Regions from separate parts of the Homo sapiens genome. Here region 1 is linked to region 2. Evidence: read pairs that join two places in POLR2A ChIA-PET (ENCODE). Cell type or tissue: PC-9. All regions are shown on one strand. Each heading gives the region's core, and the rest is flanking DNA. Links, peaks and the distances in the headings are about the cores only.

Evidence for each region. Peaks named below come from ENCODE experiments on the same cell type or tissue, not always from the same donor. Only the 100,000 strongest peaks of a DNase experiment are listed, where the experiment ranks them.
Region 1: POLR2A ChIA-PET joins it to region 2 with 8 read pairs; 7 of 35 experiments call an interaction of 5 or more read pairs at or near these places.

Annotation. Positions count from the first base shown.
Region 1 is chr3:52,577,394-52,593,554 of GRCh38, reverse strand. It overlaps PBRM1 (polybromo 1), which reads left to right. Exons shown (of 32, transcript NM_001405607.1): 20 at 4,300-4,485; 21 at 6,045-6,202; 22 at 6,867-7,130; 23 at 14,356-14,501. Among named protein-coding and RNA genes, the nearest start is that of UQCC5, 49 kb to the right of the region's middle. In PC-9, for the core only: no CTCF peak of the experiment used is centred there; no DNase peak of the experiment used is centred there.
Region 2 is chr3:52,628,549-52,644,709 of GRCh38, reverse strand. PBRM1 (polybromo 1) reads left to right here. Exons shown (of 32, transcript NM_001405607.1): 9 at 1-6; 10 at 1,367-1,462; 11 at 2,665-2,756; 12 at 9,895-10,108; 13 at 15,675-15,816. Among named protein-coding and RNA genes, the nearest start is that of PBRM1, 49 kb to the left of the region's middle. In PC-9, for the core only: no CTCF peak of the experiment used is centred there; a DNase peak (open chromatin) is centred at 7,879; H3K27ac peaks cover 829 bases.

The DNA of each region.
Region 1 (16,161 bases), core at 4,617-8,616, 50 kb after region 2:
TCAAAAAGATAGGTCAATGGCCAGGCACGGTGGCTCATGCCTATAATCCAAGCATTTTGGGAGGCCAAGGAGAGTGGATTGCTTCAGGCTAGCAGTTTGAGACCACCCTAGCCAACATGGCAAAACCTCTTCTCTACTAAAAATGCAAAATTTAGCTGGGTATGGCAGTGTGTGCCTGTAGTCCCAGCTATTCGGAAGGCTGAGGCACAAGGAGGTGGAGGTGGCAGTGAGCCAAGATTGTGCCACTGCACTGCAGCCTGGGTGACAGAGCAAGACTCTTGTTTAAAAAAAAAAAGAAAGATCTCAAATTAACAACCTAACTTCATAGGAGAAAGAACTAGAAAAGCAAGAGCAAACCATTCCCAAAGCTAGCAGAAAAAAAGAAATAATCAGAGCTGAAAACTGAAGGAGACTGAGACAGGAAAAACCATTCAAAAGATTAACAAATCTAGGAGTTGGTTTTTTGAAAAAGTTGGTAAGATGGACCGCTAGCTAGAATAATGAAGAAGAGAAAAAATCCAAGTAAACACAATTAGAAACAACAAAGCGGGTGTTGCCACTGACCCCTCAGAAATACAAATAACTAGCAGATACTACTATGAACACCTCTATGCACACAAACTAGAAAATCTAGAAGAAATGGATAAATTCCTGAACACATACACCCTCGCAAGACTGAAACCAGGAGGAACTTGAATCCCTGAACAGACCAATAACAAGCTCTGAGATTGAATTAGTAATGTATAGCCTAGCAACCAAGAAAGGCCCAGGACCAGGTGAATTCACAGCCAAATTCTACCAGATGTACAAAGAAGAGCTGGTACCATTTCTACTGAAACTGTTCCAAATAACTGAGGAGAAAGGACTCCTCCCCAACTCATTCTTTGAGGCCAGCATCATCCTGATACCAAAACCTGGCAGAGATAACAGAAAAAACTAGGCCAGTATCCTTGATGTTTATTAATGCAGAAATCCTTAAGAAAATAACTAGCAAACCAAATCCAGCAGTATATCAAATAGCTAATCCACCATGGTCAAGTAGGCTTTATCCCTGGGATGCAAGGTTGGTTCAGCATACGCAAATCAATAAATGTGATTCATCACATAAAAAAGAACTAAAGACAGCCAGGTGTGGTGGCTCATGCCTGTAATCCCAGCACTTTGGTAGGCCAAGGTGGGTGGATCACCTGAGGTCAGGAGTTCGAGACCAGCCTGACCAACATGGTGAAACCCTGTCTCTAGAAACAATACAAAAATTAGCCAGGTGTGGTGGCACGCACCTGTAGTCCTAGCTATTCGAGAGGCCGAGGCAGGAGAATCACTTGAACCCAGGAGGCAGACTGCAGTGAGCCAAGATCGCACCACTGCACTCCAGCCTGGGCGACAGAGCGAGAATCCATCTCAAGTCTTAAAAAAAAAAAAAAAAAAAAAACCTGGTGCAGTGGCTCACACCTGTAATCCCAGTACCTTGGGAGGCTGAGGCGGGTGGATCACAAGGTCAGGAGTTCAAGACCAGCCTGGCCAAGATGGTGAAACCCCATCTCTACTAAAAATACAAAAATTAGCCGGGCATGGTCGTGGGCACCTGTAATCCCAGCTACTTGGGAGGCTGAGGCAGGAGAATTGCTTGAACCTGGGAGGCAGAGGTTGCAGTGAGCCGAGATGGCGCCACTGCATTCCAGCCTGGGCATCAGAGCATCAGAGCAAGACTATGTCAAAAAAAAAAAAAAAAAAAAAGGCCGGGCGCAGTGGCTGACGCCTGTAATCCCAACAGCTTGGGAGGCCGGGGCGGGTGGATCACGAGGTGAGAAGTTCAAGACCAGCCTGGCCAAGATGGTGAAACCCCATCTCTACTGAAAATACAAAAATTAGCCGGGCATGGTGGTGGGCATCTGTAATCTCAGCTACTCAGGAGGCTGAAGCTGGAGAATTGCTTGAACTTGGGAGGCGGGGGTTGCAGTGAGCCGAGATCATGCCACTGCACTCCAGCCTGGGAGACAAGAGCAAGACTCCGTCTCAAAAAAAAAAAAAAAAAAAAAAAAACAAAGACAAAAACTACATTATCTCAATAGATGTAGAAAAGGCTTTTTGACATATTAAAAACTCTAGATAAACTAGGTATTAAAGAAACATACTTCTAAATAATAAGAGCCATCTATTACAAAGCCACCCAACGTCATGCTGAAATAACCAAAAGCTGGAAACATTCCCTTTGAAAACTGACACAAGACAAGAATGCTGTCTCCCACCACTCCTATTCAACATAGTACTGGAAGTCCTGGCCAGGGCAGTCAGGTAAGAGAGAGAAATAAAGGGTATTCAAATAGGAAGAGGGAAGTCAAACTACGTCTCTTTGCAGATGACTTAATTCTATATCTAATAAACCCATAGTCTCAGCCCAAAAGCTCCTTCAGCTGATAAACTTCAGCAAAGTGTCAGGATACACAATCAGTATACAAAAATCACTATCATTCTTATACACCAATAGCAGCCAAGCCAAGAGCTAGATCAGGAACGCATTGTCATTCACAATTGCCACAAAAAGAATAAAATACCTGGAAATACAGCTAACCAGGGAGGTGAAAGATCCCTACAATGAGAATTACTCACTGCCCAAAGAAATCAGAGATGACAGATGCAAATGGGAAAACATTCCATGCTCATGGATAGGAAGAATCAATGTTATTAAAATGGCCATACTGCCCAAAGCAATTTACAGATTCAGTCCTAATCGTATGAAATTACCAATGACATTCTTCACAGAACTAGAAAAACTATTTTAAAATTTAGATAGCCAGGCACGGTGGCTCACGCTTGTAATCCCAGCACTTTAGGAGGCTAAGGCGGGCAGATCACTTGAGGTCAGGAGTTCAAGACTCTGGGTGACAGAGTGAGACTGTCTAAAAAAAGAAAAAGAAAATTTAATGTTTCAGGAGGAATAAAATAAATAACATTTAAAATGCTTATTATTAGCTCTTCCATTTATGGGAAATTAACCTAAGGAAGTAATCAAAGATTTGGGCAAAGCTTTATCCTCAATAAAAACCCTGTGATATTTGCAAACGATAGCTTGTACTGGAACTTTTTTTTTTTTCTTTTGAAATGGAGTATTGCTCTGTCACCCAGGCTGGAGTGCAGTGGCCTGATCTTGGCTCACTACAACATTCACCTCCCAGGTTTAAGCGATTCTTCTGTCTCAACCTCCCAAGTAGCTGGGACTACAGGCACCTGCCATCATGCTGGCTAATTTTTTAATATTTTTAGTAGAGATGGGGTTTCACCATGTTGGCCAGGCTGGCCTTGAACTCTTCTTGACCTCAAGTGATCCGCCCGCCTCGGCCTCCCAAAGTGCTGGGATTACAGGCGTGAGCTGCCGCTACCGGCCTGTACTGGAACTATTAATAAGTTTTACTTAACAAAAATAAAAGTCATCTGGGCGCGGTGGCTCACGCCTATAATCCCAGCATTTTGGGAGGCTGAGGCAGGCGGATCTCAGGTCGAGAGATCGAGACCAGCCTGACCAAGATGGAGAAACCCCATCTCTACTAAAAATACAAAATTAGCCAGGCGTGGTGGTGCATGCCTGTAATCCCAGCTACTCGGGAGGCTGAGGCAGGAGAATTGCTTGAACCTGGGAGGCAGAGGTTGTGGTGAGCTGAGATTGTGCCATTGCACTCCAGCCTGGGCAACAAGAGCGAAACTCCGTCTCGAAAAAAATAAATAAATAAAAATAAAAGTCATTTTGAAAAGCATTTCCTCTCAGGGCTAGTGTTCTTGATATATTAAGTATATATACTAGATATAGTTTATAGTATATTGTAGAATATATGTATTCTATATTTCTTCAATTCTAAGACTCCATTAAATGTGTCATATTCGTGTAATAACTTAGTGAAATGAAACACATTAAGAAGCATTAAGGTGGGGATGAAGTATATCAGAGATTATCTCTAGAATTACTTGATTCGAAACGACATACGTACTTCTTTGTGCCTTTCGATATTATCCAAAATGTCCATATGATCATATATTAGTAAGGTGATGTTTTTATTCTCTACATCCTTTGTGTAGTTATATATTCATTTAAATTAATGATGGTTGTAATTCAAAGATAGTTTTGAGTAGAGGCTATTAGGAATGTGAAGATCATACTATTGCTGATTCCTGCCTTCGCATGTTGCAAATGGAATTAAATGTATTAAATGTATTATTAGTATGTGTTGTTTGAACCCTACATCTGACTTCAGCATCCCTTTGGTGAGTACCTTTTTCCTTTATTTATTTATTTTTTTACCTAAGAAGCTGAAAAGAGTGAAGATTCCTCTGGTGCTGCAGGCCTCTCAGGCTTACATCGCACATACAGCCAGGACTGTAGCTTTAAAAACAGCATGTACCATGTTGGAGATTACGTCTATGTGGAACCTGCAGAGGCCAACCTACAACCACATATCGTCTGTATTGAAAGACTGTGGGAGGATTCAGCTGGTAAGTTTGTTTTAAATCAAAGGACAGTTTAGTGAGATATGACTGTTTGACTTCTCCTTGCTCCTCAGGGAAGAAAATTTTAACTCAGACATCTTAAGCCTTTCCATAATAATTGTTCAATATGTCAATAAATGTAAGTAAGCACCCATCATATGAAAAACATAGGACCTATTGGGCAAGTGTCACAGTTGAGTCAAAAGAAATACAGCTTCTAGGTCGGGCGCGGTGGCTCACGCCTGTAATCCCAGCACTTTGGGAGGCTGAGGCGGGCAGATCACAAGGTCAGGAAATCGAGACCATCCTGGCTAACACAGTGAAACCCTGTCTCTACTAAAAAGATACAAAAAATGAGCTGGGCCTGGTGGCGGGCGCCTGTAGTCCCAGCTACTCGGGAGGCTGAGGCAGGAGAATGGCGTGAACCCAGGAGGCGGAGCTTGCAAGGGAGCCGAGATCACGCCACTGCACTCCAGCCTGGGTGACAGAGTGAGACTGTCTCAAAAAAAAAAAAAAAAAAAAAGAAAGAAATACAGCTTCTTAAAGTCTGGTTGAGATTCATTCATTCATTTGATACTTATTAAAAACATACTTTGAGCCAAACTTTATGTAGAGTGACATAGATTCAGAAGAACAAAAAGCTCATATTTTCCCTTGCAAAACTACTCCAGTAAGGAAGATTATGATCAAAAAAGAAATTATTATAGAATGACATGCCTTGGCTTAGCATTTGTTTTCAAAAAGGCTTTCTAGAACAGTTGCCTTTAAATTGAGACATGGAGTATGCATAGAAATTAATGAAGCCAGAAGTTGGTGGAAATGTGATCCAGGCAATCCAGTTCTTTGAGCTGCCTATCACATGAAATACTTTTGTATTCCTTCACCAGAGAGCTAAATATGTCCTTCAGTAGCATATCTGTCCCCTTACTAAAGTGCACAACTCTAGGTATGTACTAACCAGAGCAGAGTGGAGCAGGTCTCATCACCTGTCCTCCTCATTATGTACTTTATATGGCTTTTAATATGAAGAAGAGCCTGGGCAACATGGCAAGACCCCTTCTCTAGAAAAAATAAGAAAATCAGCAGGGTGTGATTGCACTTGCTGTGGTCCCAGCAACTTGAGAGGCTGAGGCAGGAGGATCACTTGAGCCCAAGAGGTTGAGGGTGTATATATATATATATGAGGGGGGAAAAGTAGCATGCATTTTTTAGGCCTCATTACACTTTATTATTTTTGAGTATTATTTCTCCTGTGGATAATTATATTAAACTGTAGCTGTAAAAATAAGCACAGTGCTAGGTTCATGTCATGGCAGAGTGGATTGATGGTGTATTTCCTAATTTTGCAAAGAATGTGTGATTTCTGAGCTGGACACAGTGACTTATACTTGTAGTCCCAGCTACTCAGGAGGCTGAGGTTGGAGGACCACTTTGGCCCAGGAATTCAAGTCCAGCCTGGGCAACGTAGTGAGACCCAGTCTCTTTAAAAAAAAAAAAAAAAAAAAGTGATTTCTGTTAACAATGATTCTCTTTCTCTTCCCCTTCCCCCACCCCCCATTTTTGAGGTGAAAAATGGTTGTATGGCTGTTGGTTTTACCGACCAAATGAAACATTCCACCTGGCTACACGAAAATTTCTAGAAAAAGAAGTTTTTAAGAGTGACTATTACAACAAAGTTCCAGTTAGTAAAATTCTAGGCAAGTGTGTGGTCATGTTTGTCAAGGTAAGAAACTCATTAAATCCCAAAGTCTCACTCATTCCCTAGGAATAAAATTTTAAAACACAGAAAATAATCGATGTTTACAAAATTAGGAACTCTGTTTTAAGCTATTTTTTAAGCCGTGTCTATATAGCTATATGAAAAGATTTGGGAAGAAATTAACCTGAACTTCGTTGTGAAAGACCACTTGCTGCTTACACTATTTGGCTATAATGCAGTTAGGTTAAGTTTTTAATATTGCCAGGCTAATTTTTAAGTATGATGTTTTTTTAAGGATAATCATTACAAATTTTCAGTTTGTTTTTTAGGTAATAATGTGTGCTTTTGTGTGTCTGTCTGATACACACACACAAGCCCTCTTCAAAGCTTTAAGGAACATTATAGCTATATGAAATGTTCATATGTTTTCAAAGAGCAATTGTAAGCTAAATGGAATTATTTGTTTTTATAATTTAAAGGGTGTGTATATAATAAGTCCATTCCGTAGCCAAAGAAATACTTCTAAATCTCTGGTCATTTATTATTTTTTGTTAACTGCCAGAAAGTCTGTAATCAGTTCAGCTTTTGTTTGGTTGGTTGGTTATTTGCTTTTTTTTTTTTTTTTTTTGATTGATTTTCAGAAAATTCACCTAACTAGTTTTATTCTTATGCCCTCCCCACCCCCCAGGAATACTTTAAGTTATGCCCAGAAAACTTCCGAGATGAGGATGTTTTTGTCTGTGAATCACGGTATTCTGCCAAAACCAAATCTTTTAAGAAAATTAAACTGTGGACCATGCCCATCAGCTCAGTCAGGTTTGTCCCTCGGGATGTGCCTCTGCCTGTGGTTCGCGTGGCCTCTGTATTTGCAAATGCAGATAAAGGTGATGATGAGAAGAATACAGACAACTCAGAGGACAGTCGAGCTGAAGACAATTTTAACTTGGAAAAGGTATGCAGATAATAGCCACACAGAAAAAATTTTACATCTCAAAACACCTATTCCAGAAAATAAATGAATAAAGTATTCAAACTTAGAAAAAGAGCAACAACACAAAACCTTAGCCAAACAGGAAGAAGGAAACTATAACAGAAAGAAATTTACACTTTCAAAACTGTACATTATAATTTAAAAGTAAATCAGGCCAAGTGCATTGGTTCACGCCTGTAATCCCAGCATTTTGGGAGGCCAAGGCGGGCAGATCACGAGATCAGGAGTTCGAGACCAGCCTGACCAACATGGTGAAACCTCATCTCTACTAAAAATACAAAAATTAGCTGGGTGTGGTGGCGCGTGCCTGTAATTCCAGCTACCCAGGAGGCTGAGGCAGGAGAATGGCGTGAACCTGGGAGGCGGAGGCTGCAGTGAGCTGAGACCACGCCACTCTACTCCAGCCTGGGCAACAGAGTGAGTCTCTGTCTCAAAAAAACAAAAAATTTTTTTAAAGTAAATCTAAGAGCTAATTATTTGACAAGTCCAATTAGATAAACTGCCAACTATCTAATAATGGGAAAAGAAAGGGGTTAAACTTCGACACAAAATGTGGAAGAAGGCCAGGCGCGGTGGCTCACACCTGTAATCCCAGCACTTTGGGAGGCCAAGATGGGTGGATTACCTGAGGTCAGGAGTTCGAGACCAGCCTGGCCAACGTGGTGAAACCCTGTCTCTACTAAAAATACAAAAAATTAGCTGGGTGAGGTGGTGGGTGCCTGTAATCCCAACGGGAGGCTGAGGCAGGAGAATCGCTTGAACCCAGGAGGCAGAGGTTGCAGTGAGCCGAGATCGTGCTATTGCAGTCCAGCCTGGGCAACAAGAGCGAAACTCTGTCTCAAAAAATAAATAAATAAATAAATGTGGAAGAAATGTAAAGACTGTATATTTCTGCTAATAAATTTGAAAACCTAAATAAAATGGCTAATTGTCTAGGATATTACAAATTACCAAAATGGAATCAAGAAGAGATATAATACAGAATGTACAACAACATGAAGAAATTTTTTAAAGTATCATAGAACTGACCCCAAAGAGTACTGAGGTCAGACAGTTCCATAGGTGACTTTTTCTTTAAGGGACCTATGATTATTATACTGTTGAAGCTGTTTCAGAGCAGGGAGAACAAGAAATTTCCAGTTTGTTTTGCAAAGCCAAGATAATCTTGATTTCACAACCTGAAAAATAAAAACAAAAAACTGCAACTCAGTCTTATTCATGTATATTGATGCAAAAATTACTTGGGGGAAAAAGTAAGTGAAATCAAATTACTTCTTTGAGAACAACATGACCAAGAAGTGGGAATTCATTCTAAGAAAGCAAGAATTGTTCAAAGTTAGGGAGATCTTTAAATTTCATTCATTATTCCATTAGATCAAAGGAAAGATTATTTGGTAGAGAACCCATCTTGATTTTTTTTAAGACTTTCAATAGGTATTTCTTCTAGTGTAATTTTTTTTTAAATTCATATTTGTGTCTCAAGCCTGAAGCCTATAAAACAAATTCCTTTTTAAATTTACACACTGGACAAAGGGGCTTACTGTTCTAGTGTTACTTAATATTTTTTGAAATTAGCCAATGTAGTTAGATAAACAAAAGCAGTAAAAATATTGACAATAAAGAAGCAAGATGGCAGGCGTGTTGGCTCATACCTGTAATCCTAGAACTTTGGGAGGCCAGGGCAGGTGGATCGCTTGAGTCCAGGATTTTGAGACTAGCCTGGGAATCATGGTGAAACCCCATCTCTACAAAAAGTACAAAAATTAGCCAGGCATGGTAGCACATGCCTGTAGACCCAACCACTTGGATGGCTGAGATGGGGGTATCCCATGAGCCCAGGAGGTAGAGGCTGCAGTAAATTGTGATTGCACCACTGCACTCTAGCCTGGTCAACAGAGCAAGACCGTCTCAAAAAAAAAAAAAAAAAAAAAAAAAGCAAGAATACTTTTCTGCAGATAATTGGGGGAAATTAACTGAAAAGGTTGGAAACAGAAAATTTAGCAAATAGAAATTTCAAAATCCATATGTAAATGAATAGTCTTCATATATAAACTAGTAAGACTTTTGAAAGTAAAGTGAAAGTGTTGAATACACTTTAGCAACTGTTAGAAAAATCTTATGGGAGAAAATATCCATTTCACACTAACAACAAATTAAGAAATAACCTTAACAAGGAATATATAGAACCTCTAGGAAAAAAATTTACTGAAGGACATAAAAGACTTGCATAGATTGTTTTTGAAACTTGACAAAATTATTCTAGCATTCTTATTAAGAATAAATATGTGACAGTCACCAGAAAACAAGGGGGAAAAAGGGGTATGAAAGAGAGCTTTGCCCTTTGATAGTGAACTGAGGGATTTTTTTAAATTTAAAAATTAGAACTTTGCCCTGCCAGATGTATTACATTTTATAAAACTACAGTTAAAAAACAAAATTAAAACCCAGTACAGTGTCACACGCCTGTAATCCCAGCATTTTGGGATGCCAAGACAAGTGGATCAGTTGAAGCCAGGAGTTCCAGACCACCCTGGGCAACATAGCAAGACCTTGTCTCTACAGAAGATTTTTAGAATTTTATTTAATTTAGAAAAACAGTAATTTACCTATAATTTTTTTTCAATAATAAACTTGGAATAGACGAGGATTTTCTGTTCATTATATAAAACCATTGATCATTTTATTGATTTATGATTGAAAATACAAGGTTAATAAAACAGTCTAGGGTTACTGTTTCTAATATACAAAGAGCTCTTTAGGGTCTAGGGGGGAAAGTAGGACTACAAAAATGAGCAGAGGCCCAAATAGATAATTTACGGAAAGAAGGCAGCAAAAAACATGTATTAGTTAACCTAATAGTTTGTATAATACCTAACAGGATGGCAAGAGTTGAAAAGACTGATAATATGTGTAGCCTGGTATAGGATGAGACCACACACACTTTTCTCCTATTGGTGTTTTTTTTTTTGTTTTTTTTTAGATGGAGTCTCACTGTTGCCCAGGCTGAAGTGCGGTAGCGTGATCTCAGCTCACTGTAACGTCCGCCTTCCTGGGTTCAAGTGATTCTGCTGCCTCACCCTCCTGAGTGGCTGGGATTGCAGGTGTGCACCACCGCACCTAGCTAATTTTTGTATTTTTAGTAGAGACAGGGTTTCACCATGTTGGCCAGGCTGGTCACAAACTCCTGACCTCTGATGATCCGCCTGCCTCGGCCTCCCAAAGTGCTAGTATTACAGGTGTGAGCCACCGCCCCCGCCCCTATTAGTTTTTTTTTTTTTTTTTTTTTTTTGAGATGGAGTCTCACTCTGTCCCCAAGGCTGGAGTGCATTGGCGTGATCTCAGCTCACTGCAAGCTCCATCTTCGGGGTTCACACCATTCTCCTGCCTCAGCCTCCTGAGTAGCTGGGACTACAGGCGCTCACCACCACGCCCGTCTAATTTTTTGTATTTTTAGTAGAGACGGGGTTTCATCGTGTTAGCCAGGATGGTCTCGATCTCCTGACCTCATGATCCGCCCGCCTCGGCCTCCCAAAGTACTGGGATTACAGGCGTGAGCCACCGTGCCCGGCCCGGTGTCTTTGACCCAGCAGTTTGATGGCAAAGAATATGCTCCAATGGTAGTACTCAAACAGGTGCTCCGAAAGATTCTACGTAAGAGGCGACATCATGGGGCTGGGAAAGAATGTGATTTTTTATATTTTATCAGTATGGGAATGTGTTGGAATCATAAAATAATTTCTTTTAAAAGCAGAATTATCCGGTCGGGTGCAGTGGCTCACACCTGTAATCCCAGCACTTTGGGAGGCTGAGGAGGTTGGCGTGGTGGCAGGTGCCTATAATCCCAGTTACTTGGGAGGCTGAGGCAGGAGAATCACTTGAACCCAGTAGGTGGAGGCTGCAGTGAGCTGAGATCACGCCACTGCATTCCAGCCTAGGCAACAGAGCGAGACTCCGTCTGAAAAAAAAAAAAAAAAGAATTATCAATGGAAGTCAGCATGATAATTAACTTAGATTTCTTACCTGGTATTTAGAAGTCTCTAGGAACTCTCTGTATATGAGTTACTTGGTCTTTTTTGGTCTCATATCTTTATTTCAATATTATATGACCAAGACAGGTCATTCAGGAGCTTTTTTTTTTTTTTTTGAAACGGAGTCTCGCTCTGTCGCCCAGGCTGGAGTGCAGTGGCGCAATCTCAGCTCACTGCAGCCTCCACTTCCCAGGTTCAAGTGATTCTCCTGTCTTAGCCTCCTGAGTAGCTGGGACTACAGGCGTGTGCCACCATGCCCGGCTATTTTTGTATTTTTAGTAGAGACGGATTTCTACCATATTGGTCAAGCTGGTCTTGAACTCCTGACCTCAGGTGACCCACCCACCTCACCTTCCCAAAGTGCTGGGATTACAGGTGAGAGCCACTACTCCCGACCGGAACTTTTTTAAAGAATAACTTTAGGCCGTGCTCGGTGGCTCATGCCTGTAATCCCATCACTTTGGGAGGCTGAGGCGGGCAGATCACAAGGTCAGGAGATCACGACCATCCAGGCCAACATGGTGAAACCCTGTCTCTACTAAAAATACAAAAATTAGCCAGGCGTGGTGGCACGTGCCTGTAATCTCAGCTTCTCGGGAGGTTGAGGCAGGAAAATCACTTGAACCCAGGAGGGAGAGGTTGCAGTGAGCCGGGATTGCGCCACTGCACTCCAGCCTGGAGACAGAGGGAGACTCCGTATCAAAAAAAAAAAAGAATTACTTTAGAATAGAACCCATTCCTTAAAGGAAAAGGTATTATTAATCTCATGGGTTGTTTTATTCACAGCTTCCATTCTTTCAGATGTCCCTTGCCTGTCATGTATATGGAACCTCTCTGATTCTTTTTTTTTTTTTTTTGAGACAGAGTCTGCCCAGGTTGGAGTATAGCGGCACAATCTCGGCTCACTGCAACCTCCGCCTCATGAGTTCAAGCAATTCTTGTGTCTCAGTTTCCCAAGTTCCTGGGACTACAGGCGCGCACCATCATGCCTGGCTAATTTTTGTATCTTTAATAGAGATGGGGTTTTACCATGTTGGCCAGTCTGGTCTCGAACTCCTGGCCTCAAGTGATCCGCCTGCCTTGGCCTTCCAAAGTGCTGGGATTACAGGCGTAAGCCACCACTCCCGGCCTTCCCTCATTCTTAATCATTTTCCAAGAATACCATTTCAGTATCACATTTGAAGTCATAAAGATCAGAATGTTAAATTATTTGGACATTGTGAAGGAGGAATTTTTTTAAGTGTGAAGTTTGAAGTATTCTCAGGAAGATGCTATAGAAAACTTGGAGGCTTTGGAGTTTCCTCAGCTTATATATGTTTTGGAGTTAATATATTTATAACATCTAGCCTTGTGCCGATTATCAGCTAGGTTCTCAGTAAATGATGGTTCTTCTTTACCATCTTTACATTAGTGAGAAGTATCTTCTTTTTGCTTTTTCTTTTTTAGTCAGGACTATAAAACAACAGTAATAATGATGTCTGTTAAGTGGTTTTTATGAGTTAGGCATTTTTCTATGTACTTGAGCATGGATTATGTCACTTAAGCTTCGTAAACAACCCTATCTGGTGGCCACACTATCATTATCTTCATTTCACAAATGAGGAAACTAAGGCATAAGAGGTCAAATAATTTGCCCAAAGCCATAGCAGTCATTAGGTGACAGATGCTGTAATTTATTAAAAAACAGAGCATGTTTGGCTGGGCGCAGTGGCTCACGCCTGTAATCCCCGCACTTTGGGAGGCCAAGGCGGGTGGATCACGAAGTCAGGAGATCAAGACCATCCTGGCTAACACAGTGAAACCCCGTCTCTACTAAAAATACAAAAAAAAAATTAGCTGGGCATGGTAGCGGGTGCCTGTAGTCCCAGCTACTCCAGAGGCTGAGGCAGGAGAATGGCGTGAACCCGGGAGGCGGAGCTTGCAGTGAGCCAATATCGCGCCACTGCACTCCAGCCTGGGCGACAGAGGGAGACTATGTCTCAAAAAAACAACAACAACAACAAAAAAAGCATGTTTATATCACAGAGGCTATGCTATTCCTTTCCATGTTGGAATAAATCAAAATAGTAAAAATTTTAGATCTATCAGTTGTTTTTTGTGGTTTGTTTTCTTTTGTTTGAGATAGGGTCTCATTCTGTTTCCCAGGCTGGAGTGCAGTGGCACGATCTCAGCTCACTGCAAACTCCAATTGCCAGGCCCAAGCAATCTTCCTACCTCAGCCTCCCAAGTAGCTGTGAATACAGGCGCATGTCACCAAAGACAGCTAATTTTTAAATTTTTTTGGAAATGAGATCTCACTGTATTGCCCAGGCTGGTCTTGAACTCCTGGCTCAAGCAGTCCTCCCACCTTGTCCTCCCAGTGTGCTGGGGTTATGACATAAGCCACTGTGCCTGGCCTAAATCTTATCAATTGTTAATGTTAAGACATTAAGGGAGCCCAGTAAATGTGATAGAGAGGAAGCTTGTATAGAATTTGCCCCTTACACTATAGTAATGCATGAATGAGTCTGCTTTTAAATACCGATAAATCCTCTCCAGTTTTTTTGTTTGTTTCTAAAGGCAGTGGGAATTGAGAGCAGGAGGGAGACAGGATAAAAGCATCTTGGGATAATATTGTTTTATGAAAATTAACTAGAAATTTCAAATAGATACTTGATAAGTCTTCGTTTATTTCAATAATCTAATTGTTTTGTTTCCTAGCCTCCTTCAGAGTTTCTCTTTATGTTTTTTTGTTTGTTTGTTTTAATTTACTTTTTTCTTGAGACAGGGTCTTGCTCTGTCGCCCAGGCTGGAGTACAATGGCGTGATCCTAGCTCACTGTAGCCTCGACCTCCTGAGCTCGAGTGATCTACCCACCTCAGTCTCTTTGAGTAGCTGGGACTACAGGCATGCGCTACCATGCCCAACTAATTTTTTATTTTAATTTCTTTCTTCAGTTGAGACAAGGTCTCACTATGTTGCCCAAGCTGGTCTCAAACTCTTGGGCTCAAGCGATCGTCCTGCCTTGGCCTCCCAAAATGCTGGGATTACGTGAGCCACGTAACCAATGGTGGTTTTTTCTTTTAAGTTAATGTGAAAGAAAAGTCTGCTTTCGTTTCTTACCTTCTCTATTCCTTGATTATCAACTACCTTTCTTCAGCCAGTTTTCTTTACAACAGGAAAAAGAAGATGTCCCTGTGGAAATGTCCAATGGTGAACCAGGTTGCCACTACTTTGAGCAGCTCCATTACAATGACATGTGGCTGAAGGTTGGCGACTGTGTCTTCATCAAGTCCCATGGCCTGGTGCGTCCTCGTGTGGGCAGGTGAGTGTCATTGAATTAGGGAAGATGAGGTTGAATCTGAGAAATTTGGAACCAGTAGAAATTAGTCACCCTTCGGATGAAGACAAAAGTCCTTCCCCTGGCAGTTTCTCCAGCTTCTTCTCACACCATGTTCCCCTCCAACCACACTTTCTTCCTTAAATTATCCCTTTGGGCTCTTTTGTTTTCTTCCACTATTTACAGAACTTTCAGCTCAGAAATCTCCCTGCCTACTTCATACAGTAAACTCCTTTAGCATAAATTTGAAGTGACACTTTCTTAAAAGGAAGTCTTTCCTGTCCACTGCAGAATGGGTTAAGTCTCCCTGTTGCACACTCTCAAAGCACCACATATTTCCTTCTCCTTAGCGTATATATCACATATCGGTGTTCATTGTGTTATTGTCAGGTTTCACCCTTGTATTCCCTGCTCAAATCATAGTGCATGAAACATAGTAGGGCCTCAGATATTTGATGAACAAGTAAATGACAAAAGGATGACAGTATGGTTGAATGGCAAACACAGCAGAGTCTGGTATAGGGTTGGGTAGGAGAGGATAGTGGCTAAGAACAGTAGTTCATTCCCTGAGTCCCAGCTCTGTTAGTTGTAGGTCCTTAGGTGAATGATTTAGCCCTCTAGGCTTCAGTTTATATCTGTTCATCATTCAGTAAGCATTTATTATACCTACTATTTACCAGGCTCTGTGGATACATTAGTGAATAAAACAGACAAATATTCTTTTTCCTGGGGAGCTTTTTTCTAGTGTGAAGACAAACAACATCTTGAATAAGTAAAGTGTATAGTATGTTAGGTCATGATACGTGCCGTAGAAAAAATAGAGGAGAACAAGGGGAGAAGGGGGTCCCATGGTCAGAGCAGGGAGAATGGTTTATATAGGCCTCACTGAGAAGTCGGCAGCTGAACCAACACTTGAAGAAACTGAGAAAGTGAATAATGTGAATATCCAGGGAGAAAGGATTCCAGGCAGTGGGAACAGCCAGTATAAACACCTGAGGAGAAACATGCCAGGCCTGTTTGTTAGTAGGAGAGTGAGCCATTAATGAGTTAGTAAGAGATAAGTGCCAGGGGTAGGGTGCATATCACATAGGGCCTCAGAGACCATTATAGGGATTTGGGTTTTTACTGAGTTAATGGAGTGCCATCGATTGTTTCAAGCACAGAGTGACATTTGGTTTAGATCTTAATAGGATTGCTCTGCCTATTGGTTGTTGAGAATAGACTGTAAAAAGTCAAGGCAGAAGCAAGGAGATCCACCGCCTAGGATGCTGTTGCAATAATCCAGGCAAGAACAATCATGCTTCAGACCAGGGTGATTGCAAAAGATAGTATTTTGAAGGTCAAATTAATAGTATTCTTGATAAATGGAGTGTGGGGTCTGAGAAAGATAAAAAAGTCAAGGATGACTCCTGTGTGTAAGCCTGAGGAACAGGAAGGTTGCAGTTACCATTAACTGAAATAAGTATGATACTTCAGGTCAGGAATCACGATAATATGGAGCAATAATAATGTCAGCTTTATGGGTTAGTTGTCAAGAATAATGGCTTTCATCAAATTCTGAAGGGGTGAAGGGGCACTAGATTTTTTTTTTTTTTTTTTTTTTTTTTTGAGACATTGTCTGGTTCTGTCACCTAGGCTGGAATGC
Region 2 (16,161 bases), core at 5,431-9,430:
AATGAGGTAGGTTTAAGAAAATGTCTAGGCTGGGCGTGGTGGCTCATGCCTGTAATCTCAGCACTTTGGGAGGCTGAGGTGGGCGGATCACGAGGTCAAGAGATCGAGACCATCCTGGCCAACATGGTGAAACCCCATCTCTACTAAAAATACAAAAATTAGCCGGGCGTGGTGGCATATGCCTGTAGTCACAGCTACTTGGGAGGCTGAGGCAGGAGAATTGCTTGAACCCGGGAGGCAGAGGTTACAGTGAGCTGAGACCGCACCACTGCACTCCAGCCTGGTAACAGAGCGAGACTCGGTCTCAAAAAAAAAAGAAAATGTCTAAAACCCTTAATGCCTTTATATTTGCTGAGTTTTCTAGGTAGTGAAATCAATAAACATTAACACGGTTTATGTTGCATTTCAAGGTGATACTTACAGTTGATATTATAATTCTGAAGATAGTAGTAACTCTTAGCACCTTTGCTGCTGAAGGGCTTCATTTAACTAGAAACATTTTTTAAAACTTTACATCACTATATACTTTGTACAAATATTATTGCTTTGTACAAATATGAATATACATATATAATATATGGTATATATTAATATTACACAGAATAGATAATAGTATGGTATTTATATATAATATTAGTAGTATGTATTCATATTTTTGGTAAGGCTATTTAGCAGGTATCAGGAGATCCAGTCTCATCCTGGCTTTTCCTTGTACTAGGACTGTGATTTTTTTTTTTTGAGACAGAGTCTCACTCTGTTGCCCAAACTGGATTGCAGTGGCACAATCTCGGCCCACTGCAACCTCCACCTCCCAGGTTCAAGCAATTCTTTTGCCTTAGCCTCCCAAGTAGCTGGGACTTCAGGCACACACCACCATGCCCGGCTAATCTTTTTGTATTTTTAGTAGAGACAGGGTTTCACTATGTTGGCCAGGCTGGTCTTGAACTCCTGACCTTGTGATCCACCCGCCTCGGCCTCCCAAAGTGCTGGGATTACAGGCGTGAGCCACTGCGCCCGGCCAGGACTGTGATCTTGAACTAGTCTTAGTTCTAGGATTGCATTTCTCCCTACCTGAAATGGGAAGGTTGGGTGACTACTTTCAAAGCTTTCCTCTGGCCTTGACATTGTTTCAGTACCAGGTCCTCTGGTCACTGCAGTGACCAAAAGCTCTCTAGGACCAGCCCTGGTCTGTTCTTCCCCGCAGAGTCCCCAGGGCCTGAAGCAGAGTCTGCTGCATAGTAGAAGTTCAGAAGTATTTTAGCATTTCTATTTAGAAGAGAAGAAAATGGTTGTGTGTGTGTTTGTTTACCCAGCACTCTAATTTCAGCTACCAAGTTTCTAAGCTTTTTATCTTATCTCTGGATAGGACTCCATCCAACTTGGCTGCAGCCAGACTGACAGGTCCTTCACACAGTAAAGGCAGCCTTGGTGAAGAGAGAAATCCCACTAGCAAGTATTACCGGTGAGAAAAAGAGTGTTTAGTCTGAGAGTTGACCTGTGCTTATAAAGATAGGCATACTAGTATTTGCCCAATGGCTATCTTGAAGGAATATTTTTGGGTATAGTTTGGTTGTTAATGAGAATCTGTTGTCAAATGGTTTATTTAAAAGGTTGAGTTACTAGGGTGGGCACAGTGGCTCACGCCTGTAATCCCAGCACTTTGGGAGGCTGATACGGGTGAATCACTTGAGATCAGGTGTTCCAGACCAGCCTGGCCAACATGGTGAAACTCCATCTATACTAAAAACTACAAAAATTAGCTGGGTGTGGTGGCGGGTGCCTGTAATCCCAGCTACTTGGGAGGCTGAGGCAGGAGAATCGCTTGAACTCGGGAGGCGGAGTTTGCAGTGAGCCGACATCGTGGCACAGCACTCCAGCCAGGGCAACAGAGGGAAACTCCATCTCAAAAAAAAAAAAAAAATTGAATTACTAACGTAGGCCTTATATCACCTCTCAGACGATGCTTAAGCATTGTTTCTCAGGCAGGCAGTGTTTAATATTAGCTACCAATAAAATGTGAGGTTAAATACTAATAGGTTTTTTAAATTCATAATAGAATTTTTTGTTTGTTTGGTTTTTGGTTTTTTTTTTTTTTTTTTTTGAGACGAAGTTTGCTCTCGTTGCCCAGGCTGGAGTGCAGTGGCACAATCTCTGCAACCTCTGCCTCCTGGATTCAAGTGATTCGCCTGCCTCAGCCTCCCGAATAGCTGGGATTACAGGTGCCTACTACCACACCCGGCTAATTTTTTGTATTTTTAGTAGAGATGGGGTTTCACCATGTTGGCCAGGCTGGTCTCAAACTCCTGACCTCAGGTGTTCCACCTGCCTCGGCCTCCCAAAGTGCTGGGATTACAGGCATGAGCCACCACGCCCAGCCTCATAATAGAATTTGTATTGTAAAATATGAACATCTTAGAAGATAATTATCAGCAACTGTGACTGAGTCCTTATTTTCCACTCCCTCTTTTCTAAGAGGAAAAAAATAGTTTCCTCGGCTAAGATTGATTATGAGAACCATTAAGTACAGAGATAAACTAAGGAGGCAATTGAATAGAAATTATTTTTCTTTCATCTTAACACTTTGTTAATAGTTCCTGTTCCCTGTAAAGTAACCTAATTATTATAACATCCTTCCCTGTCTAATTGCTTTTTTTTTTTTTGTAGTAATAAAAGAGCAGTACAAGGAGGTCGTTTATCAGCAATTACAATGGCACTTCAATATGGCTCAGAAAGTGAAGAAGATGCTGCTTTAGCTGGTAGGCATTAGGTTTTGACTAGCGAAATGCCTTCTTAGTGGATCCTTCTAGCTAAATGAAATTGCAGTGATTTTTTCTGGCCTAGGGTTTGCTGGTTTGGGAAGTACATGCTATTTTATTGCATTTGATTGTACTCTGGTAGTCAGACCTATCAAAAGGTTAATGCTTTATCTTGTCTTAAAACTCATATTTGGGTAAATAATACTTCTGCAAAAATAATTGATAACTTAGCAGATCCTGGTTTAAAACCTATAATGATAAATAGTGAGTACTAGTAAAAGCATCAGAAAATCTCAGAAATCCACATTCATCTTAGATTTTCAGGCTTTAGCTTATATTTTCAGTATGCTCTAATTTCTTCTTGGCTTGTCTTTCTCTTAAGTTTGATATAATATTTTCCCCTTTACTATAGATTTTTTTATGTGTAAAGATAAAATTTGTTTCATTAAATTATTCTGGTATATTCTTTTCTTTCTTTCTTTTTTTTTTCTTTTTTTTTTTTTTTTTGAGATGGAGTCTCGCTCTGTTGCCCAGGCTGGAGTGCAGTGGTGTGACCTTAGCTCACTGCAACGTCCGCCTGCCGGGTTCAAGTGATTCTCCTGCCTCAGCCTCCTGAGTAACTGGGACTACAGACACGCGCCACCACACCTGGCTAATTTTTGTGTTTTTACTAGAGACGGGGTTTTACCACATTGGCCAGGCTGGTCTTGAACTTCTGTCCTCATGATCCACCTGCCTCGGCCTCCGAATGTGCTGGGATTACACCACGCCTGGCCTCAATTTTATTATTGAATGTTACACAACAGACTTCTCCAGTTGTATCTTGTTTTTAACTAAATCTCCTATAGAAATTTCATAATCACTATAGGCTATTATGTATAAATTTACTTTTTTGAAACATTGATCTACAGAATTAAGTATTTTTTTATTTAAATTGGGCCTGGTCTTATCAGAAATTGAAAAAATATTATCTTCTTGTTAGCATTGTTTTTTACTGATTATAAAAGTGACACACGGCCGGGCATAGTGGCTCACACCTGTGATCTCAGCACTTTGGGAGGCTGAGGGGGGTGGATCACTTGAGGTCAGGAGTTCAAGACCAGCCTGGCCAACATGGTGAAACCGTGTCTCTACTAAAAATACAAAAAATTGGCCAGGTATGGTGGAGCGCACCTGTAGTCTCAGCTACTCGGAAGGCTTAGGAAGATCACTTGAACCGAGGAAGTGGAGACTGCAGTAAACCGAGATCACACCACTGTACTCCAGCCTGGGCAACAGAGCAAGACTCTGTCTTGGGGGGAAGAAAAAGAGGTTATATGGCTGGTTACAAGAGACACATCAAATATAAAAACATAAGAAAGTTGAATCTAAAAGGATGGATAAGACCAGGTGTGGTGACTCACACCCATAATCCCAGCACTTTGGGAGGCCTAGGTGGGAGGATTGCTTGAGCCCAGAAGTTCAAGACCAGCCTGGGCAACATGGCAAAACGCTGTCTCTACAAAAAATACAAAATTTATTCAGGCGTGTTGGTGCATGCCTGTATTCCCAGCTACTTGGGAGGCTGAGATGGGAGGATCCTGAGCCCAGGGAGGTTGAGCCTGAAGTGATCACACCACTCCACTCCAGCCTGGGCAACAGAGTGAGACCCTGTCTCAAAAAATAAATAAAAAATAAAAATAATAAAATTGGGCTTTTGTCTTGAAAAAAAGAAAAGGATGGCTAAAAGATACACCAGGCGAATAATAACCAGGCGAATAATAACCAGAGTAGCTACACTGACTTTTGATAAGATGGACTTTCAAACAGAGATCATTACACAGATAAAAAGGATTGCCTAATGATGGTAGAAGGTTAATTTCATCAGCAAGTTAAATTGTAGAAGAGCTCAAAATATGTAAAACAAGCAGATGAAACTTTACAGAGAAATTCAAAACACTACCCTTAGTCTGGAAGCCCTCTTCTCTCAAGAGCTAAACAGAAAACGAATGAAGATAGAGATTTGAACACACTTCTTCATGTAAGTATTTGTTTCCTATTGCTGCTGACACAGTACCACATACTTAGTGGCTTAAAACAATGCAGGCTGGTACACTGGCTCACGCCTCTTATCCCAGCACTTTTAGAGGCTGAGGCAGGAGCATCACTTGAGTCCAGAAGTTTGAGACCAGCCTGCTCGACATAGAAACACCCTGCCTCTACAAAAAAAAAAAAAAAAATTTTTAAGGCAGGGTCTCCCTCTGTCACCCAGGCTGGAGCAGTGGCGTGATCTTGGCTCCCTACAACCTCCACTCCTGGGCTCAAGCAGTCCTCCCACCTCAGCCTCCCTAGTAGCTGGGACCACAGGTACTTGCCACCACACCCAGCTAATTCTACAAGAAAAATTTAAAAAATAAGCCATATGTAGCTACTCCAGAGGCGGAGTTGGGAGGATCACTTGAGCCTGGGAGGTTGAGGCTACAATGAGTCGTGATCCCACCACTGCACTCCAGCCCTGCCTCCAAAAAAAAAAAGAAAAGAAAGGAAACCTTTAACAGGAAAGATCAATAAAATCAAAAGTTATTCTGTTAAAACCCTTAATAAAAATAAGTCTGAGGTGAGATTGTCAAAAAGGCATAAATAAACAATATTGGCGGGGAGGAGAGCATACAGAGTTTTAAAAAAGAATGTGTGAATAAGGCCAGGCTTGGTGGCTCACGCCTGTAATCCCGGCACTTTTGGAGCCTGAGGTGGGCAGATCACCTGACGTTGGGAGTTCGAGACCATCCTGGCCAACATGGAGAAACTTTCTCTGTCTCTACTATAAATACATATAGTGGCACATGCCTGCAATCCCAGGTACTTGGGAGGCTGAGGCAGAAGAATTGCTTGAACCCGGGAGGCGGAGGTTGCTGTGAGCCAAGATTGTGCCATTGCACTCCAGCCTGGACAACAAGAGCAAAACTTTGTCCCCCGCCCCCCCCCCCCAAAAAAAAATGTGAATAACGTTATGCAAATATATTTAAAAATTTAGATGACCAGATTTCTAGAAAATAAGCACCTAAAATGGATTCAAGAATAAAAAGGCTGGCTCACACCTGTAATCCCAACACTTTGGGAGGCAGAGGCAGGAGGATCACTTGAGTCCAGGAGTTCAAGACCAGCCTGGGCAACATAGCGAGACCTCATCTCTGCAAAAAGAAAAAGAAAAATTAGCCGGGCGTGGTGTGGTGCATGTCTGTAGTCCTACCTACTTGGTAGGCTAAGGCAGGAGGATTGCCTGAGCCCAGGAGTTCAAGTTTGCCGTAAGCTATGATTATTCCACTACACTCTAGCCTTGGCAACAGAACGAGACTCTGTCTCTTAAAAAAAGAGAGAATACGAGGTCAGGAATTTGAGACCAGCCTGACCAACATGGTGAATCCCCGTCTCTACTAAAAATAGAAAAATTAGCCAGGCATGGTGGTGCACGCCTGTAATCCCAGCTGCTCAGGAGGCTGAGGCAGGAGAATTGCTTGAACCCAGGAGGCGGAGGTTGCAGTGAGCTGAGATCACGCCATCGCACCCCAGCCTTGGTGACAGAGCGAGACTCCGTCTCAAAAAAAAAAAAAAAGAATAAAATGAAATATTCCCACTTAGAAAATACCAGGCCAAACATTTAAGGAACAGAATTTTAAATAAACTCATGCAGAGAATAGAAAAAGAGCTCCGCAGTTCATTCTGTGAATCTAACATAACCTGTGAATCTAATATAACCTAGACATCAAAACTGCACAAAATATAAGCACACTGTCTAGCAGTGTGTATAAAAGATAGTATATAAGGACACAGTTGGATTTAGGATTAGAAAAGATAAAAGTAATCTTTACCACAGTAACAAATTATAAGAGTAAAATCATATGATTTGCTCAGCAGATGCATTTGATAATTGTTTCAGTTCCCATTCAAGATAAAAATTATTTGCTAACTAGTAAGAGAGGGGGATATTGATATAAAGTATCTCCTTTTTTTCTTTTTTCTTTTCTCTTGAGACGGAGTTTCGCTGTTGTTGCCCAGGCTGGAGTGCAATGGCGCAATCCCCGCTCATGGCAACCTCTGCCTCCCAGGTTCAAGTGATTCTCCTGCCTCAGCCTCCGGGTAGCTAGGATTATAGGAGCCCGTCACCATGCCCGGCTAATTTTTTTTTTTTTTTTTTTTTTTTGTATTTTTAGTAGAGACATGGTTTTGCCATGTTGGCCAGGCTGATCTCGAACTCCTGGCCTCAAATGATCCGCCCGCCTCAGCCTCCCAAAGTGCTAGGATTACAAGCATGAGCTACTGCGCCCAGCCTTCTTTTTTTCTTGAGACTGGGTTTTACTGTGTCACCCAGGCTGGAGTGCAGTGGCGTGATCTCAGCTCACTGCAACCTCCACCTCCGAGGCTCAAGCAATCTTTCCACATCAGCCTCTGGCGTAGCTGGGACCACAGGCACATGCCACCACACCCAGCAAATTTTTTATATTTGTGATAGAGATGGAGTTTCATCATTTTGCCCATACTGGTCTCAAACGCCTGAGCTCAGGCAGGCTACCCACCTCTGCCTCTCGAATTGTTGGGGTTACATGTGTGAGCCACAGTGCCCACCAAGGGTATCTCCATTTTTAATGGAGAAAAGGTAACAGCATTTCCCTTACCAACAGAAACAAGGTAATACTGTTACCTTTGTTGGTCACAGTACTAGCCAGCCTACAGTGACAACAATAAGGTGTAAGGATCAGAAAAGATGTATAAGGATTACAGTTGACAGTTTTTTTAAAAGATGCCGCTTACAGTAGCAACAAAATATATACCTAGGTGTAAATCCAACTGCAGGCTCTTTAGGGGAGAGATCAGAGGTATTAGAGTCAGAAAAGACTAGTTTCAAATTCTTATCTGCTTCTAGCTCCATGACTCTGGTTCCTAATCCCCTTCAACTGCTTTATGTGGTGGCTGAACTTGTGCAAGTAATTAACCTCATATGCCCAGTTTTCCCATTTGAAAAAGAAATAATACCCATCTTGTGTGTTGGTTTTAGGATTACCTGAGGCTGGTACTTATCAAGCTCTTAACACATAATTAAATTCTTTTTTTTTTTTTTAAGGCGGAGTCTCACTCTGTCGCCCAGGCAGGATTACAAGTGTGAGTCACTGCGCCTGGCCTAATTAAATTCTTTTTTTTTTTTTTTTTTTTTTTTTTTTTGGAGACAGAGTTTCACTCTTTTGCCCAGGCTGGAGTACAGTGGTGTAATCCCTGCTTACTACAATCTCCGCCTTCTGGTTTCAAGTGATTCTCCTGCCTCAGCCTCCCGAGTAGCTGGGATTACAGTCACCTGCCACCACACCCGGCTAATTTTTTTTATTTTTAGTAGAGACGGGGTTTCATCATGTTGGCCAGGCTGGTCTTGAACTACTGACCTCATGATTTGCCCGCCTTGGCCTCCCAAAGTGCTGGGATTACAGGCATGAGCCACCGTGCCCAGCCTAAATTCTTAATAAATGATTATGGTTCTTACCTGAGAGTACATAGCAACTATATGTTTATTCTGATCCATCAAGAAAAATTTAAATTATGGTCCTTACACACTGTTTAGGAGTTTGGGGAAATGAGCAACATATTTTTTATTTTTATAAAAATAATTACGTTTTGTTTGCTTTGGTGTTTTTATGATTTGCTTCTACCTAAAAATTCCCTCAGCAAGGGAATAGTCCTGGGGGATGTTTTAAATCAGTGGGCAAAGTCACAGAGATTTAAGGCTAAATCATGTCTGATAGAATCAGCCCAATCTAGGCTGGGCGTGGTGGCTCACGCCTGTAATCCCAGCACTTTGGGAGGCCGAGGCGGGCAGATCACGAGGTCAGGAGATCGAGACCATCCTGGCTAATATGGTGAAACCCCATCTCTACTAAAAATACAAAAAAAAACCAAATTGGCCAGGCGTGGTGGCACATGCCTGTAGTCCCAGCTACTCAGGAGGCTGAGGCAGGAGAATCATTTGAACTCAGGAGGCGGAGGTTGCAGTGAGCCAGGATCACGCCACTGCACTCCAGCCTGGCGACAGAGTGAGACCCCGTCTCAAAAATAAATAAATAAGAAATAAATAAAAAAGAATCAGCCCAATCTAAATTTATACTATCTTAAACTTCATGTTACTGTTTTAGTTCTGGGATCTCTGAATGGTTACTTGCTCCTTTTGGCCAAGCATAGCAAACAGTCTCTGAAGAAAGCACATTTCAGAAAGAAACTGTTTTGCAACCTTTAAAACTATTGTACTTTTACTATTTAATATTCTATTTCTATGTAATATTTCTCTAAACATGCAATTATGTTAAGCCTTTTTAGCATTATCTTTAATAAACATTTGAGAGGTTTTTTTGTTTTTGTATTTGTTTTTGAGATGGAGTCTTCATCCGTCACCCAGGCTGGAGTACAGTGGTGTAATCTCGGCTCACTGCAACCTCCGCCTTCTGGGTTCAAGCAATTCTTCTGCCTCAGCCTCCTGAGTAGCTGGGATTACAGGTGCATGCCACCATGCCCAGCTAATTTTTGTATTTTTAGTAGAGACGGGGTTTCACCATGTTGGCCACGCTGGTCTCGAACTCCTGACCTTGTGATTCACCCACCTTGGCCTCTCAAAAGTGCTGGGATTACAGGCGTGAGCCATCACACCCAGCCTTAGAGACTATTTTTTTAAAGTAATTATTCCCTTTATCTTAGAATTTTTTTAAAAAAGGGCCAGGCGTGGTGGCTCACACCTGTAATCCCAGCACTTTAGGAGGCTGAGGCTGGCAGATTGCCTAAGCTCAGGACCTTGAGACCAGTCTGGGCAACATGACGAAACCCCATCTCTACTGAAAAATCCAAAAATTAGCTGGGTGTGATGGTGTGCACCTGTCTTCTTAGCTACTCGGGAGACTGATCTGGGAGAACTGCTTGAGTCCCAGAGGCAGAGACTGCAGGGAGCCAAGATCGCACCCTTGCACTCCAGCCTGGGTGACAAAGCCAGACCCTGTCTCAAAAATAATAGTAATAATAGTTTTCAAATATATTTAGTTCAATCTGGAAGGTTGTTAAATGAACTTTAAAGTATGGTTCTTTCTTCATCTCATTCGTCCCTTTATAAATACTTTTTTTGTCTTTCCAGCTGCACGCTATGAAGAGGGAGAGTCAGAAGCAGAAAGCATCACTTCCTTTATGGATGTTTCAAATCCTTTTTATCAGCTTTATGACACAGTTAGGAGTTGTCGGAATAACCAAGGGCAGCTAATAGCTGAACCTTTTTACCATTTGCCTTCAAAGAAAAAATACCCTGATTATTACCAGCAAATTAAAATGCCCATATCACTACAACAGATCCGGTAAGATGTCTTCTACATTATTCAGTATAATTTTATTTTGTTGTGGCTGAGCCTGCACATAATGTATTTCTTCCTAAAATGGATAAGGATATTAAAGGTAAAAATGGTGTTTTTTTTTAACCTCAAATTTTAACTGTTCATTACCTTTTTTTTTTTTTTTTTTTTTGAGACGGAGTCTCAGTCTGTTGCCAGACTGGAGTGCAGTGGCGTGATCTCGGCTCACTGCAACCTCCGCCTCCTGGGTTCAGGTGATTCTCTTGCCTCAGCCTCCTGAGTAGCTGGGACTACAGGTGCGCACCACCACACCCAGTTAATTTTTGTATTTCTATTAGAGACTGGGTTTCACCACTTTGGCCAGGATGGTCTCGATCTCCTGACCTCATGATCTGCCCACCTCGGCCTCCCAAAGTGCTGGGATTACAGGTGTGAGCCTCTGTACCCAGCCTTAACTGTTCATTATCTTATAACTGAGCAAAGTACGAAAATCTTTCAGCCTACCTCTTTTATTAATATTTTAATTATGACAGTTAATCTGTATTTAAGTTATGTATCTATAGTTGAAACCCCAGGATAAGCATAGTCAGTTCCTGGAGAATTCATTAACCGCAACCATACCAGAAAGATGATTCATCTTGTTCTCTTTTTTCTATTTAGAAAATGTTAAAGTGATCATTGGGCTACCAGACAGAATACTTAAATCACAATAGTGTCATTAAAAATAGTAGGACGTCTCAACCACAAAAAAAAACCCAATTCAGAAATGGGCAAAGGTCTTGAATGGACCTTTCTCCAAGGAAAATATACAGCTGGCTAATAAGCACATGAAAAGGTGCTCAGCATCACTAATTATTAGGAAAATGCAGTTCAGAACTTTTGTGTGATACCACTTTGCACTCATTAGGATGGTTACTTTAAAAAAGTAATAATAATAATTATTGGTGTGTATGTGGAGAAATTGGAACCTCTGTGCAGATAGTGGGAATGTAAAATGGTATAGACGCTGTGGAAAACAGTGTGGCAGTTCCTCAAAAAATTAAACACAGAATTACCATGTGATTAAGAAATTCCATTTTGCATATGTACCCCAAAGAAATGAAAGCAGGGTCTCAAAGAGGTATTTGTAAACCTGTGTTCACAGCAGCAGCATTCACAATAGCTAAAACATGGAAGCTCAAGTATGCATCAAGAGATGAGGGGATACGCAAAATGGTGTGTACATACAATGGAATATTATTCAATCTTTAAAAGAAATTTTGAAACGCTCTAACATGGATGAAGCTTGAGGACATTATGCTAAGTGAAATAACCCAGTCACAAAATACAAATACTGAATGATTCTATTGATATGAGTATTTGTGCAATCAGAAGTCATAGAGACATAGACGCTGATCCAGAACATTAAAAAAAAAAATCAGAGACAAAATAGAATAGTAGTTGCCAGGGACTAGGGGAAGAGGGAAACAGGAAGTTACTGTTTAATGGGTATAGAGTGTCAGTCTTACAAAATGGAAAGAGTTCTAGAGATGGATGGTCATATTAATTGCATAGCATTATGGAAGTATTTTATACTACTAAACTGTACACTTAAAAATGGTCAAGGTAGGCTGGGTGCAGAGGCTCACACCTATAATCCCAGCACTTTGGTTAGCCAGTGATTTGGTGGGCAAATCACTTGAGGTCAGGAGTTTGAGATTAGCCCGGCCAACATTGTGAAACCCCGTCTCCATTAAAAGTACAAAAATTAGCCAGGCGTAGTGGCAGGAGCCAGTAATCCTAGCTACTCGGGCGGCTGAGGTAGGAGAATTGCTTGAACCGGGAAGGTGGAGGTTGCATTGCAGTGAGTCTAGGTCGCACCACTGCACTCCAGCCTGGGTGACAGAGTGAGACTCCATCTCTTAAAAAAAAAAAAAAAAAAGGTCAAGGTGGTAAGTTTTGTGTTATACCAAAATTTTTCAAATTGGGGGGGATAGTAACCTTTTCTTCAGTGCCCATTTTCTATCCATACCTCCCAATATCAAATTTGCTTTTTTCTTTTTGTTAAAGAGACAGGGTCTCTGCTCTGTTGCGTAAGCTGGCATGATCAACTCGAACCTCTGGGCTCAAGGGATCCTTCTGCCTCAGCCTCCCAAGTAGCTGGGACCACAGACACATGCCAACATGCCCAGCTAATTTTTTTAAATGTTTTTGTAGAGACCAAGTCTTGCTTGTTGCCCAGGTCTTGAATTTCTGGCCTTAAATAATCCTCTCACCTCAGCCTCCCAAAATATTGGGATTCCAGGTGTGAGCCACCATACCCGGCCTTTTAAAATCTCTTCTGTGAAAGCTAAAAAAAATCCATAATGTCATGGAGTATATTTTTGGACTCTGTATGATATCTCTGAAAGTCAAAAATCCTGATTTCCAGACAGACACAAAATTCATGAGCTTTTAATTTATTTTTAAATAGATCCTGACCTAGTTTCTGTTTCTGTAAAAACAGCAGGGTCTCAAAGAGGTATTTGTAAACCTGTGTTCACAGCAGCAGCATTCACAATAGCTAAAATTTCTGTTTCTATAAAAAGCAGAATAGGTGACCATTCCCAAAGAATCATAAAAATTCAAAACATTCAAAAGAATAAATATCTTTAAGGAAAGTTAACCAAAAATCTTAAGTTGGAATCAAATGAATGTGTTCAAAATCACTTGGTTTGCCTTCCATCTTTGAATCAGTCTCTGTGAATTTTGATATTACCTGTACATTCCAAGCTCCTTTCTTACATTACAAATTTTCAAAGATATTTATTGCTTTCAGGAAATCAATAAAAATTCTTAGACTTTTTGGTATAAAGAACAGAAAAATAGTTTAATTGGTCCCGCTGTGCCTTCTTGTTTATTTAAATTAAAAATAAACTTAAAAATATCAAAAGTTGGCCAGGCGAGGTGGCTCACATCTGTAATCCCAGCACTTTGGGAGGCTGACGTGGGAGTATCACTTGAACATGGGAGATGGAGGTTGCAGTGAGCCAAGATCATGCTGCTGCACTCCAGCCTGGGTAACAGAGTAAGACCCTGTCTCAACAAAAAGAAAGAAGTAATATTATAAAATATGATGCTTTATAGTAGAATACCCAGATAGAGTCAAGAAGCAGGTAAAACTACCTTAGCTAAGTAACAGTAAGTTGGCTTCATGGCAGATATTTAATGTGCTTGCTGGATTCTAGGAAATAAGGCTGGCTAACAAAGTATGTTTCATGCTTTTGCATTTGTAACTTTTGTTTTCACCATTTGATCAGTAATAATTTTTTTTTTTTTTTAATAGAGAAAGGGTTTTGCCATATTGCCCAGGCTGGCCTCAAACTCCTGAGCTCAAGCAATCTGCCCGCCTTGACCTCCCAAAGTGCTGGGATTACAGGCGTGAGTCACCACGCCTGACGTTGATCAGTAGGATTTATGGTGCTTTTATTTAATCCAGACTTTGGAGGTCCTGTATACAAGTAGGATACAGAAGATTAGTTTTTTTGGTCTTATTAAAATAACATGGAAATTAAGGCTGAGATTCATTACAGAAATAGCCTAGAAATATGTCTTTTATATTCTTTGCGTTGGGAAAAGATAGTGATAGTCTTGCAGATGTTAAGAAGTTCCCTGTCCAAAATTTTGAACAATTTTTGTTCTTGGTTTCCTTTCTCCTTCATTATTATTTTTAAATTATTTAAATAGTCTATTACAGTAGCTTAGTTCAAAAGAAGACAAATTCTTAGCCAGCTCAGTCCCCTGCCAACACAGCCTTCTTCCAAGTTGAAATTTTCTAATATAAACTTTGCTTTAAGTCAGTAATATCTCCCCTCCCCTTTCTAATTTATAATGGCAATTGTGTGGCACACAGGGGAGAGTAAGGAATAGGGAAGTTGTTGAAGCCCAGCACACTAAAGTTCTGAAGGGTAAACTATTATGTCTAATGTTGCTGCCTTCCGCGGATTGTGAGCCAGTGGTGCCTGACAGGAGCCTTACTGTGCCTACGATCCCTTCCATTGTGGTCTACAGAGCAACAGGGAGGTCTAGGGGCAGTGCTATTCAACAGAACTTTCTGCGTTGATGAAAATGTTTTATTATCAATATTCCAATGTGATAGACACTAGTCATATGTGGCTATTGAGCACTTGAAATGTGGCTAGTGTGATTAAGGAATTAGATTTTAAGTTTTATTTAATTTTAATTTAAATAGCCACACATGGCTAGTGGCTACTATATTGTACAGTGTACCCCTAGGAAGATCTATTGGCAGAAGGAAGATAGTTGAGTTTCCCCAAAAGCAACAAAAATGGAAGAGTAAGCAGGAACTAGACAGTGTGGACTCCATATGCTACCTTCTGCTGTACTGGGATTTGTCCCCCCTATTTTTTTTTCTTTTTCCTCCCCCACTACCCTTGATTAATAGTAATCTGATAAATATCTGCAGGTTTATTATTCGTTGTCATTTGCAAGTTTGGGTTTTCTGTCTGTTTGAGGGTATTGAGAACATCTAGCCCTCTACCCTTTGAGTTGACGGGAACAAGTCTGAGGCTGTAATTTGAACTCTAGGTGCTAGCTACACAACCTGGTACTGAGAGCTGAATTTGTGCTTAGTTGTTGTTTGCTTTGTCACAGAGATGTTCTCTAATATTCATCTGTTGGAGCACAACACAGAATCTGAATATGATTTTGGTAAATTTTAAATAAAACTTTACATGCAGATGCCATTCTAAGAGAAAATTCACTTATTCTGTGAAGCTGTTTATACATATTATTGTTAACTGTCTTTGTGATTTTGATGGTTAACGTGCAAATGCTACAATCAAAAGATTTAAAGTCTGTCCTGTCTAAATCCATATAGTGTTACAGCAAATAGTGACTCTACTTTGTACAAAGTACATAAGGGCTTTATGATAGTTGATACAATAATAATGATTGTGTTTAAGTGAGATACTTGGAATCTTAAGACTTTTAAGTAAAAATCCCAGCTTTAAGCTGCCAAGTTATTATGTGTTTATATTGGAAGAATAGAAATGAATGGACTCTGACATATCTATCTCTCTTTTACCATCATAAGACCACTCTTTATTGTTTATAAATACTTTGCACTGTCAGTACTGTCTCTTTAACCCTTATGAACTAGAATGGCCTTTTATTTTCAGAAATGGGTAGATCACCATGATTGTTCATTGAGGTCACTTAAAACCTCCCTAATTTTCGTCCCTTCATAAGGTTCACGTATGAACTATTAGGATTTTTCCATTAGGGTTTTTTCCAAGTAGAATGTTTGCTTTGTAATTGTCTTCTTTGCTAGGTCTTTACTAGGTCTTATTATTATTTCTTATAGTGTTTTAGTTTATTCTTTTGGATTTTCAAGTAAACTGTCATATTACCTTAATGTAATGGTGCTTTTGCCTCCTTACTTTGTATCTCAAAAGTCATTTTTAAGTTCCTAATCAGTATTACCAGTAAAGATACCATGTAGTGCTTGTCAAGATTTTGCATTGGACTTTCAGGAAGAATGTTTCATAATTTTCATGACAGAAAATTCTAGCAATTTCTTTGTCTTTCACAGAACAAAACTGAAGAATCAAGAATATGAAACTTTAGATCATTTGGAGTGTGATCTGAATTTAATGTTTGAAAATGCCAAACGCTATAATGTGCCCAATTCAGCCATCTACAAGCGAGTTCTAAAATTGCAGCAAGTTATGCAGGTGTGATTTATTGTTTTTGCTGAGTTTGTTGTATATATGATTAAAATAATTTTGCATGTTTTGAGTGTGTTCTAGTAAGATGTGTGATCCCCCCCACCCTCAGCAGTAATATTACATCATTTGGCTGGGTGCGGTGGCTCACACCTGTAATCCCAGCACTTTGGGAGGTCAAGGTGAGAGAATCACTAGAGCTCAGGAGTTCAAGACCAGCTTGGGCAACATAGCGAGACCCCCATCTCTACAAAAACTGCAAAAATTAGCCAGTCCTGATGGCACACGCCTGTAGTCCCAGCTACTCAGGAGGCTGCGGTGGGAGGGTTGCTTAAGCCTGGGAAGTGGAGGTTG